4 separate regions of the Homo sapiens genome follow, and all the other regions are linked to region 1. The links are chromatin contacts, found by Hi-C or POLR2A ChIA-PET in ENCODE. All regions are on one chromosome and are shown on one strand. Each heading gives the region's core, a stretch centred on a gene start or an enhancer-like site at or near the end of the contact. The rest is flanking DNA. Distances are from core to core; before and after follow the strand shown. Region 1 holds the start of LSM14A (LSM14A mRNA processing body assembly factor). Region 2 holds the start of NUDT19 (nudix hydrolase 19). Region 3 holds the start of RHPN2 (rhophilin Rho GTPase binding protein 2). Region 4 holds the start of PDCD5 (programmed cell death 5).

Evidence for each region. Hi-C counts contacts between places; a loop is a spot of excess contacts on that map. ChIA-PET counts read pairs that join two places held with the same protein, here RNA polymerase II (POLR2A). Pooled maps may share reads with other maps.
Region 2: a pooled map shows a loop between it and region 1 (25-fold over the local background). The contact joins the promoter of NUDT19 here to the promoter of LSM14A in region 1. A Hi-C loop is called at or near these places in 3 of 37 single-sample maps with no recorded cell type and 11 of 50 pooled maps. POLR2A ChIA-PET finds 5 or more read pairs at or near these places in 1 of 52 experiments (naive thymus-derived CD4-positive, alpha-beta T cell).
Region 3: a loop to region 1 is called in a pooled map, with 4 times the contacts of the local background. The contact joins the promoter of RHPN2 here to the promoter of LSM14A in region 1. A Hi-C loop is called at or near these places in 2 of 50 pooled maps. POLR2A ChIA-PET finds 5 or more read pairs at or near these places in 2 of 52 experiments (H1 and HEK293).
Region 4: a loop to region 1 is called in a pooled map, with 16 times the contacts of the local background. The contact joins the promoter of PDCD5 here to the promoter of LSM14A in region 1. A Hi-C loop is called at or near these places in 2 of 37 single-sample maps with no recorded cell type and 10 of 50 pooled maps.

The regions. Positions count from the first base shown.
Region 1 is chr19:34,170,593-34,174,029 of GRCh38, reverse strand. It overlaps LSM14A (LSM14A mRNA processing body assembly factor), which reads right to left and starts at 1,526. Exons shown (of 10, transcript NM_015578.4): 1 at 1,267-1,526. The coding sequence starts at 1,387.
Region 2 is chr19:32,690,242-32,693,541 of GRCh38, reverse strand. NUDT19 (nudix hydrolase 19) reads right to left here and starts at 1,721. Exons shown (of 3, transcript NM_001105570.2): 1 at 868-1,721. The coding sequence starts at 1,581. It overlaps NUDT19-DT (NUDT19 divergent transcript), which reads left to right and starts at 1,246. Exons shown (of 2, transcript NR_186320.1): 1 at 1,246-2,179. It overlaps LOC124904690 (a long non-coding RNA gene), which reads left to right. Exons shown (of 2, transcript XR_007067226.1): 2 at 1-577. RefSeq lists a silencer at 1,349-1,758.
Region 3 is chr19:33,063,038-33,066,157 of GRCh38, reverse strand. RHPN2 (rhophilin Rho GTPase binding protein 2) reads left to right here and starts at 1,270. Exons shown (of 15, transcript NM_033103.5): 1 at 1,270-1,374. The coding sequence starts at 1,306. RefSeq lists enhancers at 236-735, 1,948-2,576 and silencers at 883-1,382, 1,443-1,662.
Region 4 is chr19:32,579,486-32,582,468 of GRCh38, reverse strand. PDCD5 (programmed cell death 5) reads right to left here and starts at 1,279. Exons shown (of 6, transcript NM_004708.4): 1 at 1,142-1,279; 2 at 237-274. The coding sequence starts at 1,207. RefSeq lists silencers at 1,278-1,454, 800-1,529 and an enhancer at 1,740-1,829.

The DNA.
Region 1 (3,437 bases), core at 277-2,776:
TGCAGTGAGCCGAAATCATTGCCTTTGCACTCCAGCCTGAGCAAAAAGAGCTAAACTCCATCTTAGAAAAATAAATAAATAAATAAATAAATAAAGGATTTACCAGAGCATCCAAGAAATATTATTAAATACTTGATCCCGTGAAACCACTCCCCTATCTGTTAACGATTTTTAAAATTTTACAGATTTCGAAAATCTTCTTCTTTATCCTTGGACCTAACCTATCCACAGGGTCCCTAACCATGCTATGCAGTTCCCACCTCTACCAGAAGTGCTGGGAAAATCACCTAGGTTATCTAGCTTCCCTCAAAGTATTTTACACTGTTGTGAGATTTCCTTTAAGATTCAGGAGCTAAAGTTTATTTTCTTTCTGGTTTCCTGGCGGAGCAAAGGCCCTGCACGTGTGAACGGAAACAAAACCCACACAGACTCTAGGGATGCCAAATATTAACACTGTGGGTAGGGGCACCTTCCTTCTCGGCCGAATTCCCTTTCCCAGAGAGCCTCCAGAGGGATCAGTCAACGCCCACTGAGCCTGGATCAAAGGTCAAGCTTGCCTGGTCAAGAAGGATCCTGGATCAAGCTTGAACCCGTTTCCAGAAACAGGGGCGTCGGGGCAGCAGCAAGCATTTTTACCACGCGCCCTAATGAGGTGGTTGCACAACAGGCTTTGAGGATTCCGGTTTAACAGGTAAATACCAACAGAGGATGAGCCGAGGGAGATGGGATCTGCTCCACGGCATCGATGGCATTTCGAGAATGTCTGCGTCGCAGAGCAAACCCAAAGTTTTAGCACATTACTCAAGAGTTCACCAGAGGAAGATCGCCACGAATTGAAATGAACAAAGTGAGAAAATGGGTGCTGTGTAGTCAACGCATCCGCGATGAACTCAAGCTGGGCGGAAAAATTCTTTGAATACTCCGGCTTTGTTTTGTGCTAAGACGGCAGAAGCCCCGAATTTCGGAGTTGGAAGACGCGTTTCTCCGTGTTCTCCGGCCCGTTCTCGGACTTCAGGGCCGCCCGCCGCGCACTCAGTCCCGTAGTTCCCCGGGCTTCAGGCGCGGACATTCCGGGGGGCGGAAACCAGGGAGCCGCGGGGAGGCCGCGGTCCGGCCCGCGACGCCGGGGCCCGGAGAAGGGAGGCGAGAGGCCTCCCGGAGCTCGACGGAGGGAGGGGAGGGAACGAGGAGGCCGCGGGCCGGAGCGGGGAGCAGCCCCGAGCGGCGCCCGGCTCGGCCCCCACCCTGAGGCCCGGTCCCGCGTACCTTTGGCAAGGGCTACGGTGGAGTTTTCGGTGTCGATGGTGTAGAGGATGCCCTCGTAGCGGATCTCCGCCTTGGAGATGAGGCTGATCTTGCTGCCGATGTAAGGGGTGCCCCCGCTCATGGCGCCGCCGCCGCCGCTCCCAGCTGCTCGCAGAGAGGCAGATCCCACGCCACTGTCGCCCGCTCCGCACGCCCGCTCGCTCCGTCGGCGCCTACAGCAGCCGCTTCAGACCCAACATGGCGGCGGCGCCGGCTCCGCTACCCTCCCCCAGCCTCCCGCCCTCAAGCCGCGGCGCGGCGGCGGCGGCGGCGGCGGCAGCGGCGGCGGCGCGGGGCATGCTGGGAGGGCGAGGCCGCGCTCTCGCGAGACTTGGCCGGCTACTGGTGGCTCCCGGCTCATTCGTGGCCTCGGGAGTCCCGGCAGCGCTTGTTGGCCTGGACTACGGTGGTGGTCTTGGGGCCGCGTGAGAGGAACTTCGGGGACCGGCTGAGTGCCTCGTGGCACCCGCTTGCTGCGGGCTGGAGAGGAGGCGCGCGGCCTTCCTTTTGACTCAGGCCGTGGCCGCCTTGTCGTGGGTCCTGTGTCTTTGCCGACGCGGGGCCCTCGGCCTGGAGCGCTGCCCACCCGCCTCCGAGCTGTGGCGAGCCGCTGCTCATCCTTCTAAGACGCTGAACCTGCACCTCGTGGAGCTCCTACGGCTCCATTACCGCAGTCATCGCCCGGGGAGCTTCCCCCGAGGCTGCCCCTGGAGCTGGGGCTCTCACAAGGACTCAAGTGTTTCAGCCCCTTCCTGTCCCGCTCATTCAGCCGGTCTGAACCAGTTTCATGGCTTGCAACGCCATTGTAACTCACTAATCCCAATTATCAGTATGTAGCTTGGATCAATTCCGTGAACCAGGGTTTCTGTCGAATCTCAAACGTTAAGGGTCCAAAGCCATGCTCCCTGTTTCCCCTCTAACCTGCTCCTTCACCACCGTTCCCTATTTGATGTAAACGGTACCATTTTTACTCAGCTGCTCAGACTAAAAGCCGTGAGTCAGCCTTGCCCTGTCTTGCTTCCACATCTGTTCTGACTACACCTCTCCGTTATGTATACACAATATATCCTAAATCTGACTTCTCATCTCCATTCCTACACTTCTCCCACAAGCCACGATTACTCGGGCTGAATTATTGCAGTAGCCTTCTAAAAGTTGCCTCTGTGTCAACTCTTGCCCCCAGTACTTTATTCTCAATACAGCAGCCAGAGAGATCTTCTTAAAATCTAACTCAGGGCTGGGCGCAGTGGCTCACGCCTGTACTCCCAGTACTTTGGGGGCCCGAGGCGGGCGCATCACCGGTCAGGAGTTCGAGACCAGCCTGGCCAACATGGTGAAACCCCGTCTCTACTAAAAATATAAAAAAATTAGCCAGGCGTGGTGGCGCGCGCCTATAGTCTCAGCTACTTGGGAGGCTGAGGCAGGAGAATTGCTTGAACCCAGGAGGCGGAGGTTGTGGTGAGCCGAGATTGTGCCACTGCACTCCAGCCTGGGCGACAGAGCGAGACTCCGTCTCAAAAAAAAAAAAAAAAATCTAACTCAGATCATGTCCTTCCTCTACTCACTCTACTGATCCCATGTTACACAGAGAGAAAACCAGACTTTGGTGTCTAAGGATATACATGATTTAGCTTCTCGTTCTGTTCCAGTCGCGTCTAATTCAACCAGTACTTGAGCACTTTATTCCAGTCTCTGCTCAAGCATCACCTCCAGAGATGACGTCCCTGACAGCCTTGTTTAAAATAATACCACTCATCTCCTTAACTCAGCTTGTATTTTCTTTATAGCATGTATCTCTCTCAAGTATGTCTGTTTAATTATTTGTATGTATCTGTCTCCTTCACTAGAATGTAAACATTTTGAGATAGTGATGTTGTTTTGGTTGCTGCCGTATCATCAGGGGCCTAGTAACAGCACGTGGCTCAGGGCAGCTGCTCAGTTAATATTTGCTGCATGAATGAACAGCAGGATGAAGGCAGAGCACAGGCAGGACGGTGAGCTGAGTGAGCAAATGGCGAGAAGCCTGGCATCATAAGAGAGGGACACAGGAGAGAGACAGAGCTCTGATGGGGCTGGTGCACAGTGGCTACAAAGAAAGGTTTGGAAATCCCTGTTTCAGTACAAGGTCCATG
Region 2 (3,300 bases), core at 472-2,971, 1.5 Mb after region 1:
AGCCACCAGCACCCAACCTGCTCTGATCCCCTTCCGCTGTGGGAGGTTTGTTCTTTTGCTCTTTGCAATAAATCTTGCTGCTGCTCACTCCTTGGGTCCGCACTACCTTTATAAGCTGTAACACTGACCACAAATGTCTGCAGCTTCGCTCCTGAAGCCAGCGAGACCACAAACCCACCAAGAGGAACAAACAACTCCTGACGCACCACCTTTAAGAGCTGTAACACTCACTGCGAAGGTCTGCGGCTTCAATCCTGAAGTCAGCGAGACCACGAACCTACCAGAAGGAAGAAACTCCAGACACATCTGAACATCTGAAGGAAGAAACTGGACACACCATCTTTAAGAACTGTAACACTCACTTCGAGGGTCCGCGGCTTTATTCTTAAAGTCAGCGAGACCAAGAACCCACTGGAAGGAACCAATTCTGGACACACCAGGAGCTGGAGACGAGCCTGGGTGTGCAACACAGAGAGACAAGACCCCCATCTGTACCAAAAATAAATAAAAATAGGAAGACTGGATCATATTAAGTCTGTTCTCCAAGAAAACCAAATTAAACGGCTGTGGAGATGTACTATGTCTACACATGTACAAGTGCTTACACAGTGGCCACGCTGGAGGAACCACGTGGAGAGACAGGCTCCAGGCCTTGAGACCCCAAAGCCTAGGAAAGCAGAGAGCACTTCACCAAGAGCATGGCTTTGGTCTACAGGGGTGAGAGTTTCCAGCCCGTCTAAGCGTTCCTTGCTGCTTAATCTCTCTGGGCTTGGCCTATGCGGGGGTCCCTTGGGGGCCTGGGCCGCTGGGAGGGGTCCTCCCTCTCACGTCCTGGCGGTCCGCAGCAAGGCCCTGAGCAGGCCTTACCTGGTAGCCCACCACCTCCGCCAAGTCGGGGTAGACGGGCGGCGGCTCGCGCAGGCAGCACAGGAAGAAGGCCGTGTCAAAGCGGCGAGTGGTGCCCCGCAAGAAAGGGGTGAGCCAGGCGCTCCAGTTGTGCAGCGCCCAGATGTCGGGTGTGCAGTCGAGGTGGGCGCACAGCCGCAGGAAGTGGCGCGGGTCCTGGCGCACGCGGTCGCGCCAGGAGGCCAGGCCCGGCGGTGGCTCCAGGGCGAGGCCAGGCCCGGGTGCTGGGCCTGGTGGGGAAGTCCTGGGCCGCAGCAGCAGCACGCCCGCCTCCTCAAAGGCCTCCCGCACGGCGCAGATGCGGAAGGCTACGTCCTCAGGCAGCGTCCCAGTGTTGTCGGTCTTGTGGTCATCGGTGTCGGGCAGCGACGGGAAAGCGGTGCGGCTGAATGGCGCCGGGCCCAGGCCGAAGCGCGGCGGCCCGTGGTGCGGCGCGAAGAGGCCCAGCCAGTCCGCCGAGCGGTCGGCCGCATCCAGCACTCCGCCGGAGAAGACGTGCGCGCCCGGCATGAAGCCTTGGTGCGGGGAGCGCTGCAGCAGCAGCAGCCGGAAGCCCTCGGCCGGCGGCGGGCGCGACGGCGGGGTGGCGGTCTCCGGGCGCGACCAGCCAGCCGCCAGGACGATGCTGGCCGCCCGCCGCCAGCGGCTGGGGCCCGGCCGCAGGGAGCTGCTCATGGCGCGCAGCTTCCCGGATCCGATTCTGGCGCGGCCTGAGCTCCACGGCAGGTGGCCCGGCCCTGCAGGGACCCCAGCACCTCCGGGGGCCTCGCGGGAATTGAGGACGAGCCTCTGGCGTTGGGTGAACCTGGGCGTTTGGTCGGCAACGGCGCCTGCCTGTGGGAGGGGCACCCGAGCAGGGACCGCCTCGAGTGCACTGGGGCCCAGCTAGGGCACTCTCGCGGGACAATGGGTGTCACGGCAGCCAGCGACCGTTTGTCATTCACAGCTGCCTGAAAGGAGGACCGCAGTATTCCCACGCAGGAAGCTTGGACCAAAAGCAGGAATGCTTAAGGGCGCATATGACTTGCCATGGTAAAAAACAGGATGCCAACCCAGGCCTGATGACATCCACCTCACTAAAAGCTAAGGACTAGGACTTTCTGCTTTAAACAAGGACCCACATGTGGGTGTTTTCTGTGGGAGAGGGAGAGAGGACATTCGAAGGGCAGAAGTCTGACCTTTGCAAGCACACGTGAACCACACCAATGAGAAATGAATGGACGAGCCAGATGCCAATTTATAAATTTCCTACTGCACACCTTGAATGTGAAAGGTACTCCCAGAGTAATTTCTCTCGTGTTCTGGTTACCTTTTATTGTCAGGGCGCCTGGGGACGGCCTTAGGTGTCTTAGGACATTTGACGAGTTCCACTTTGATGGGAGATGTTTAATCTGGGCCTCCACATGGAGATTTCTCTCCACCTTGTTAGTGTCTAGAAGACTTCCACCTCCAATAGCAGGATTATGATCTTTTGAAAAGCCTGTGTAAATTTGAGTCTTTTCTTTTATAACTCCTTATCAGTCACCGACAGCTTTTCCCATAATTGCTATTATAATTGGATCACACATTTGTTATGTTTTTGGATGAAATACACTATACCCCTGCCGACCCTCACAAACCATCATTTTAATGTGGGTTATTTCCTGGGTAGAATCCACAGATGACATTGTCAATATTTAGGGGTTTTGTTTGTTTTTTTGTTTGAAGAGACCTGGTCTCTGGCCAGGCGCTGTGGCTTACACCTGTAATCCCAGCACTTTGGGAGGCCGAGGTGGTCGGATCACCTGAGGCCAGGACTTCAAGACCAGCATGGCCAACATGGCAAAACCCCGCCTCTACTAAAAATACAAAAATTAGCTGGGTGTGGCGGCCCGCGCCTATAGTTGCAGCTACTCAGGAGGCTGAGGCAGGAGAATCACTTGAATCTGGGTGGAGGTTGCTGTGAGCCAAGATCCTGCCACTGCATTCCGGCATGGGTGACAGAGCGAGACTCTGTCTCAAAAAAATAAATAAATAAATAAAATAAAAATACAGAGCAATGGAGAGAAAGGCACTCAGGTGATTAAAGTAACATGTCTTCAATACTAGGAGTAATAATAATCCTAGGGGATAATAATATTAGTAGTTACTGGGTACAGTGTGTGAGGCACTAGGAACTTTATTAGTATTAGTTGTGTAATTCTTACAAAACCCCATGAAGTGGAAACAGTTACCACTATTTTACAGATGACTAACCATTTATGGAGGGATTAAGGGTCTTAAGAACATACTACTCCCTTTGCTGTAAAATAACACCGTGGTTTTGTAGGTGAATGTGTGTGTTTCAACATCAGCTGGTTTTCACAGAAGCTGGTTACTCATGAGTGAGATGACCAAGTCCTGGTCCTGGGTGCA
Region 3 (3,120 bases), core at 21-2,520, 1.1 Mb after region 1:
GCCTGGGCGACAGAGCGAGACGAGTGAGGATCACTTAAGGTCGGGAGTTCGAGGCCAGCCTTGATATCATGGTGAGACCCCGCATCTATTTAAAAACAAAACAAAACAAAACAAAACAAAAGCTGTAATCCCAGCACTTTGGGAGGCAGGCCGAGGTGGGCAGATCACAAGGTCAGGAGTTCAAGACAAGCCTAGCCAACAAGGTGAAACTGTCTCTACTGAAGATTAGCTGGGTGTGGTGGTGGACGCCTGTAGTCTCAGCTACTCGGGAGGCTGAGGCAGGAGAATCGCTTGAACCCGGGAGGCGGAAGTTGCAGTGAGCCGAGATCGCGCCATTGCACTCCAGCCTGGGCGACAGGGCGAGACTCCGTCTCAAATAAAAAAATAAAAAAAATAAATAAAAAGGCCGGGCGCGTTGGCCCGCGCCTGCAGCCCCTGCTACTTGGGAGGCTGAGGCTGGAGCATCGCTTGATCCTGGGAGGTCGAGGCTGCAAAGAGTCGAGATCGCAACACTGCTCTCCAGCCTGGGCGACAGAGCGAGGTCCCATCTCTTAAAAAAAAGAACTGTGCTCAAGGACATCTGCCGTGTCTGGGGCGCAAAACCCCTCCTGGTCCCCTCTCTCAGGGCAGTCCGCGAGCCCAGCGGATCCCACTCGTCTTTGCAGCGCGGACAGGGAATCGGCTGAGTTGATCCCATGCCAACAAGCCCGAGTAGTCCGGGCAAGGCGCTCGGCGGGGCAGTCAACGCTCCCTCCGCCATGGGCTCCCCTCTTGGGAAAAGCTTTTCCAAACCGCCGGGCCCAGGGCCCAGAGCTCCCGCCGCGCCCTCGACGTGGCGTCGAGTCTGGCCCCTTCCCCCGCGGCGCACGGGCTTCACCCAGGAGGGACGCGCCTGGATCCACGCCTTCCTCACTGACTCCCCGGGCTCCAGGGCAGGGTGCAGGTCCACAGCCAGGGCTTCGCTGCGGCCCCTGAGACCCCAGTGCCTTTCCTGCGCTCTCGCGGCACTCGCAAAGTTGAGTCAGCCACGACGCCCACAGACAACCCCGAGGCGCCGCGCCCAGGGCGCAGCTCTCCGGGTGACGAGCGCCTCAAGGGGCGCGGGTTCGGGGCCCGCGACGGGGCGGGGCGCGTCTCCAGGGCTCCAGTGCTCGGCCTCAGGCGGGGCTAGAAGGGCCGCGGGACGGGGTGGGAGTGGAGGGGCGGGGAAGGGCGGGGACAGGGGCGGGGCCGCACGTCCTCTCGGGCCAGCCTCAGCCGCCGCGCCTCAGTCCGCCGTCCGCCCTCCGCGCCCGCGCCGCTAGCATGACCGACGCGCTGTTGCCCGCGGCCCCCCAGCCGCTGGAGAAGGAGAACGACGGCTACTTTCGGAAGGTGGGCGGCTTCGGGCGGGCGGGCGGGGACCTGCGGGCTCCAGACCTCCTTTCCCCCGGGCCCTGCAGGGGCCGTGGGAGCGCGCAGTCGGGGTCCACTAGGCCGGGAGGGGGAGGGGGCGCACTGGGCCGGCGCTGGCCGGACGGAGGCTGGCGGGGAGGAGTGGGGGCGGCGATGTCCCCGGCGTCCCGGGCAGGTGGCATCCGGGACTGGGCGGGGAGTAGGGGAGGCGCATGTGGCCGCTCCGCGCAGGTGCGGGCGGAGGACCTGGAGGGGTGCTTGGGTCTCCCCCCTCCCACCCCCCGCCACCCCTCGCTTGCGATCCCTGGTGCCTGGGGAAAGGACCCGTTCCTGGCTGCGCTGGCGCCCTTGGCCTCTGGGCGCGTTGCAAGAGCGCTTGGTGGGAGCGCGGGTGGAGACAGACCATCCCAGGCGTGTTGGCGGTCTCATATTTATTTTAGGCGCTCTGTCGCCCAGGCTGGAGTAGAGTGGCGCGATTATAGCTCACTGCAGCCTCGACTTCCTGGCCTCCAGCGATCCTCCCGCCCCAGCCTCCCGAGTAACTGGGACTGCAGGCGCGCCACCTCGCCACGCTAATTTTTTGTAGAACTGGGGTATCGCTGTGTTGCCCAGACTGGTCGCGAACTCTTGGGCTCAAGGGATCCTCCCGCCCCGGTCTCTCAAAGTGCTGGGATTACAGGCGTGAGCCACTGCGCCCGGCCGGCGGTCTCTTTTTGCCTCCAAAATGCTTCCAAAGTCCGCCTGTGGGACTTTTCAGGGAGCAGGGGAGAGCTGCTGGTGGGAGGGAGCCTCCGGCGTTGCACCCTCCTCCGCTCCGGGTCGTCCAGGAGGGCGTGAGCACCGCAGGTGAGGCCCACGGTCTTGTGCGTCTCACTGTGTGCCAAAGCGGATTTGTCTTGTTGTCCGGGAGACTTGGCGGGGGCTGGCGGCGGGCGGCGGGCGGCGGGCGGCGGGTGGCGGGTGCCGGCCTCGCAGGTTCTTGGCATGTCCAGGAGCTCTTGGGCCCAGAAGATAACAGTCAGGGAGCTCAGTCCCTCAAAAGCGACCCCAGCCTGTGGAGCAGGGGCCCTGGGATACCCGCAGGCGGCAGGGCCTGGGCTACAAAGATGCTTTGGAGCCGGGAGTCATGGTGATGCCTTCCAAGCCTTCCTCCCTCTAGGTCCTGAGCAAGTCTAAAAATAGCTTTTGGCCCTTGGCCAGGGATCACTGAGAGGGTGGAGAGATTGTTGTTGATTTTCGTTTTTATAATAGATACGACAGTGCATAATTATAAATAGGGAAGTGAAACTTTCCCATAAACGAATCAATTCTTAATTGTTCAAAGCCTTAGGATCCAGTTCTTAAATGGTCTTGGCATCTTCCTCCTTCTCCCAGGTGACACAGAGAGACTGTGGGCTTTGCTCACTGGTGAGGAGCCCTGGGCAGGACAGTGTGGGGCAGAGTGGGAAAACTTCTTTTTTGTGAAGTTGCTTTTAGCATTAAAAAAAAAAAAAGTAGTTTTGAGGTATATTTAAGTTTAAAGATGTCATCATGGAATTACAGGATTATAACTTCTAATTATGTGTGGCGTTTGGGACAGAGGATCACAGGCCATGGAATTGCAGGAGGAGGCCTGGCCTGGGAATTCCTATGTCTGTCCTCGGGCCCCGGGGCCTGACTGCCACTCCCACAAAATTGCTGTGTGGCCTCCCGCAAGTTGCTGCCTCTTTCTGGGACATTTCCTCC
Region 4 (2,983 bases), core at 30-2,529, 1.6 Mb after region 1:
AGGTACTCACATTGTAGCAGAGAAACATCAACCAGTAATTGCAATACAAGGTCTGATGTGGAGCTGCACACGTGTTTATTTAACAATAATGAAGATACCCTGCGGATGATTTTGGCCAAATCACCATTCCAGCAAAACAAAAAAATCTGAGTCACACACCTGCTTAAAATAACTACAGCAAAAGAAATCCATTTGGTGAAACCACCCTTCAAAAAGTTCACGTTTCCAGCCCATACCTGTGCTTTGCTTCCTGTTGGGCCGCATCACCAGGATCCTGGAAAAAAAAAACTTAAATTTAATAGAGAAATTTCACGGGAGGCGGCGGGAAAAAGGAACGGTTCTGTTGTTTCCTATACATAACAGTCTCTTGCGGTGGTAGAAACAACTCCCCAAATAAGAAACTGGGCCTCACAGAAATCAATGAACTAGTTCCCACTTACAACGTTTTGATGAACGTCTAAAACCACAACCTCAGAAGGCTTTGGAATACAGAGCACCCTGGGGAGGGGAATCCCTGTATTACGAAACCGTGTTTCACATGTAGGAATAATTTCTGGAAAATAAAACGGGCCTCGGTATTAGGGACAACGATAACTCAAAGACTGCGCCCTCCGTCCCTAAGGTCCCGGTCCCTTATCAGAAACGCCTCTCCGGGCGTGTGATCCATCCAAGCTTCCCAGGCGGCCCCTCCCTGTCATCCCGGCGGGGCAAGCGTTCCTCCGACCCTGCCGCGCTCTCAGCACCGGGAACACAGCGGACCCTCAATACCTGTCGGCTAAACTTGGGTCATAACAACTGAACTCCGGAAAAACTGAATTCGGTCCGGCTGCTGGCTCCAAAAGCTGAGATTGTGCTTGGATCCAGGCCCGCCAGGACGAGCCCGCTCCAGGCTAGGGGACCCCACACCCCAACGCCAGGGCAGGTCCCGCACGTGGCGGCCCCCGCCGCCAGCCTCCTGGGCCCCTCGCGACGAGGAAAGCGACGAGGCCACCTCTGAGCCGGCCACGAGGCCGCCAGGGCAGCGCAGGGGACCGGGGCCCCGGGGAGGCGCCCAGAGCCTCCGCCCCGGAGGCGCGCCCTACACTCCGGGCGAGGGCGGCGCCCCGCGAGGGCCAAGCCTGGCGGGGGCTGATGCGCTCACCCCGTGTTTGGCCTGCAGCTCGGCCAGCCTCTGTCTCCTCAGCGCCTCAAGCTCCTCGTCCGCCATGGCTCGGCGTCAGCGCTGGAGCAGCCGCGGTCACTCTCGCAGCCCCTCGGCGCGAGCGCGGCCTTGACCACTGCGCAGGCGCTCGCGGGGCCCAGGCGCCACCAATCCAGCCCGGAGCCACGCCCCGCGCCGCTGCCAGGGCGCCGGCAGAGGCCCGATTCCCCGATTTCAGGCGGTCGAGCTTGGGCGCACGGAGGGGCGGGGCCTGGGGCGGGGCCTCCGGGATCCACCTCCCACCCGTGATCGGCGCCTCTGCGTGCAGGGACTTGGGCTGCGCTGGGGCGGGGCTGCGCTTTGGAAAGGTTAAAACCTGAAAGTGTGGCATCAACAAGTATAATAATTATGGGTGCAATGTGCTGGTGACCTAGAGGGTTAGGCGTATATTATCTCTATTTATAGATGAGGAACCAGGGGCGCAGGAAGGCTGAGTGGGGTGATGGAAATGTCCTAAAGCTGGATCGTGGCGGTGGCTGCCCGGCTCCTCGGTGCACACAGAGGCCGGCCGGTGGCTCGCCGCCTGTGGTCCCGACGCTTCGGGAGGCGGTAGGGTCATTTGAGGTCAGGAGTTAGAGACCAGCCTGGGCAATATGGCAAGAGCCTATCTCTACTAAAATTTTAAAAAACTAGTTGGGCGCGGTGATGTGCACCTGTAGTCCCAGCTACTCAGGAGGCTGTGTCAGGAGGATCGCTGGAGCCCGGAAGTTCGAGGCTGCAGTGAGCCTTGATCTCGCCACTGCACTCCAGCCTGGGAGACACAGCCAGACCCTGTCTCTAAAAAAAAAAAAAAAAAAAAAAAAAGTGCACATCTGCCTCCTCGCCATCTGCCTCCTCCACGCACAAAAGGGCTTTTCCTGGGAGGATACTGCAGTGGGCAGCTGTGGCTGGTGTAAACTCTTTGGTGGAACAAATCCCTTCTGCCTTTGACTTGGGGGAATTGGGGGCAGAGAGGATATTCAGCTACCTAAACGTGTGACTCATACAGATTCTGTTTGTTTGTCTGTGTGTGTGTTATTTTATTTTTTACATTAAAAAAATACAGATGGGGTCTCGCTATGTTGCCTAGGCTGGCCTCTATCTCCTGAGCTCAAGCAATCCTTTTGCCTCAGCCTCCCAAACTGCTAACATTACAGGCATGAGCCACCACACCTGGCCTGTGTGTTTTAATTGTGGCAAAATATACACAATACAAAATTTACCATTTTCACCATTTTTAGGTGTACTTTTCAGTGGTATGAAATGCATTATCGTGCAGTTGTCACTCAATCTCAGCTCACTGCAACCTCCACCTCCCGGGTTCAAGCGATTCTCCTGCATCAGTCTCCCAAGTAGCTGGGACCACAGGCGTGCACCACTGTGCCCGGCTAATTTTGTATTTTTTAGTAGAGATGGGGTTTCACCATGTTGGTCAAGCTGGTCTCGAACTTCTGACCTAAAGTGATCCACCTGCCTTGGTCTCCCAAAGTGCTGGGATTACAGGCATGAACCACCTTGTCCACCATCAATCTCTACAACTTTTTTTTTTTATCATCCTGAACTGGAACTCTACCCAGTAAAGATTTAGGTTGGTGTGAGGGGCCTCTAATGGGAATGGGTGGGGGTGGGAGGGGTCTGAGAATAATAATCAGTCTCCACCCATTCTCATTCTAGTTTCTATGAATTTGCCTATTCTGGGTATCTTGTATATGTGGAATCATACAATATTTGTCCTTTTGTGACTGGCTTACTCCACCTAGCATATGTCTTAAAGGTTCATTCATGTTGTAGCATGTGGCAGAA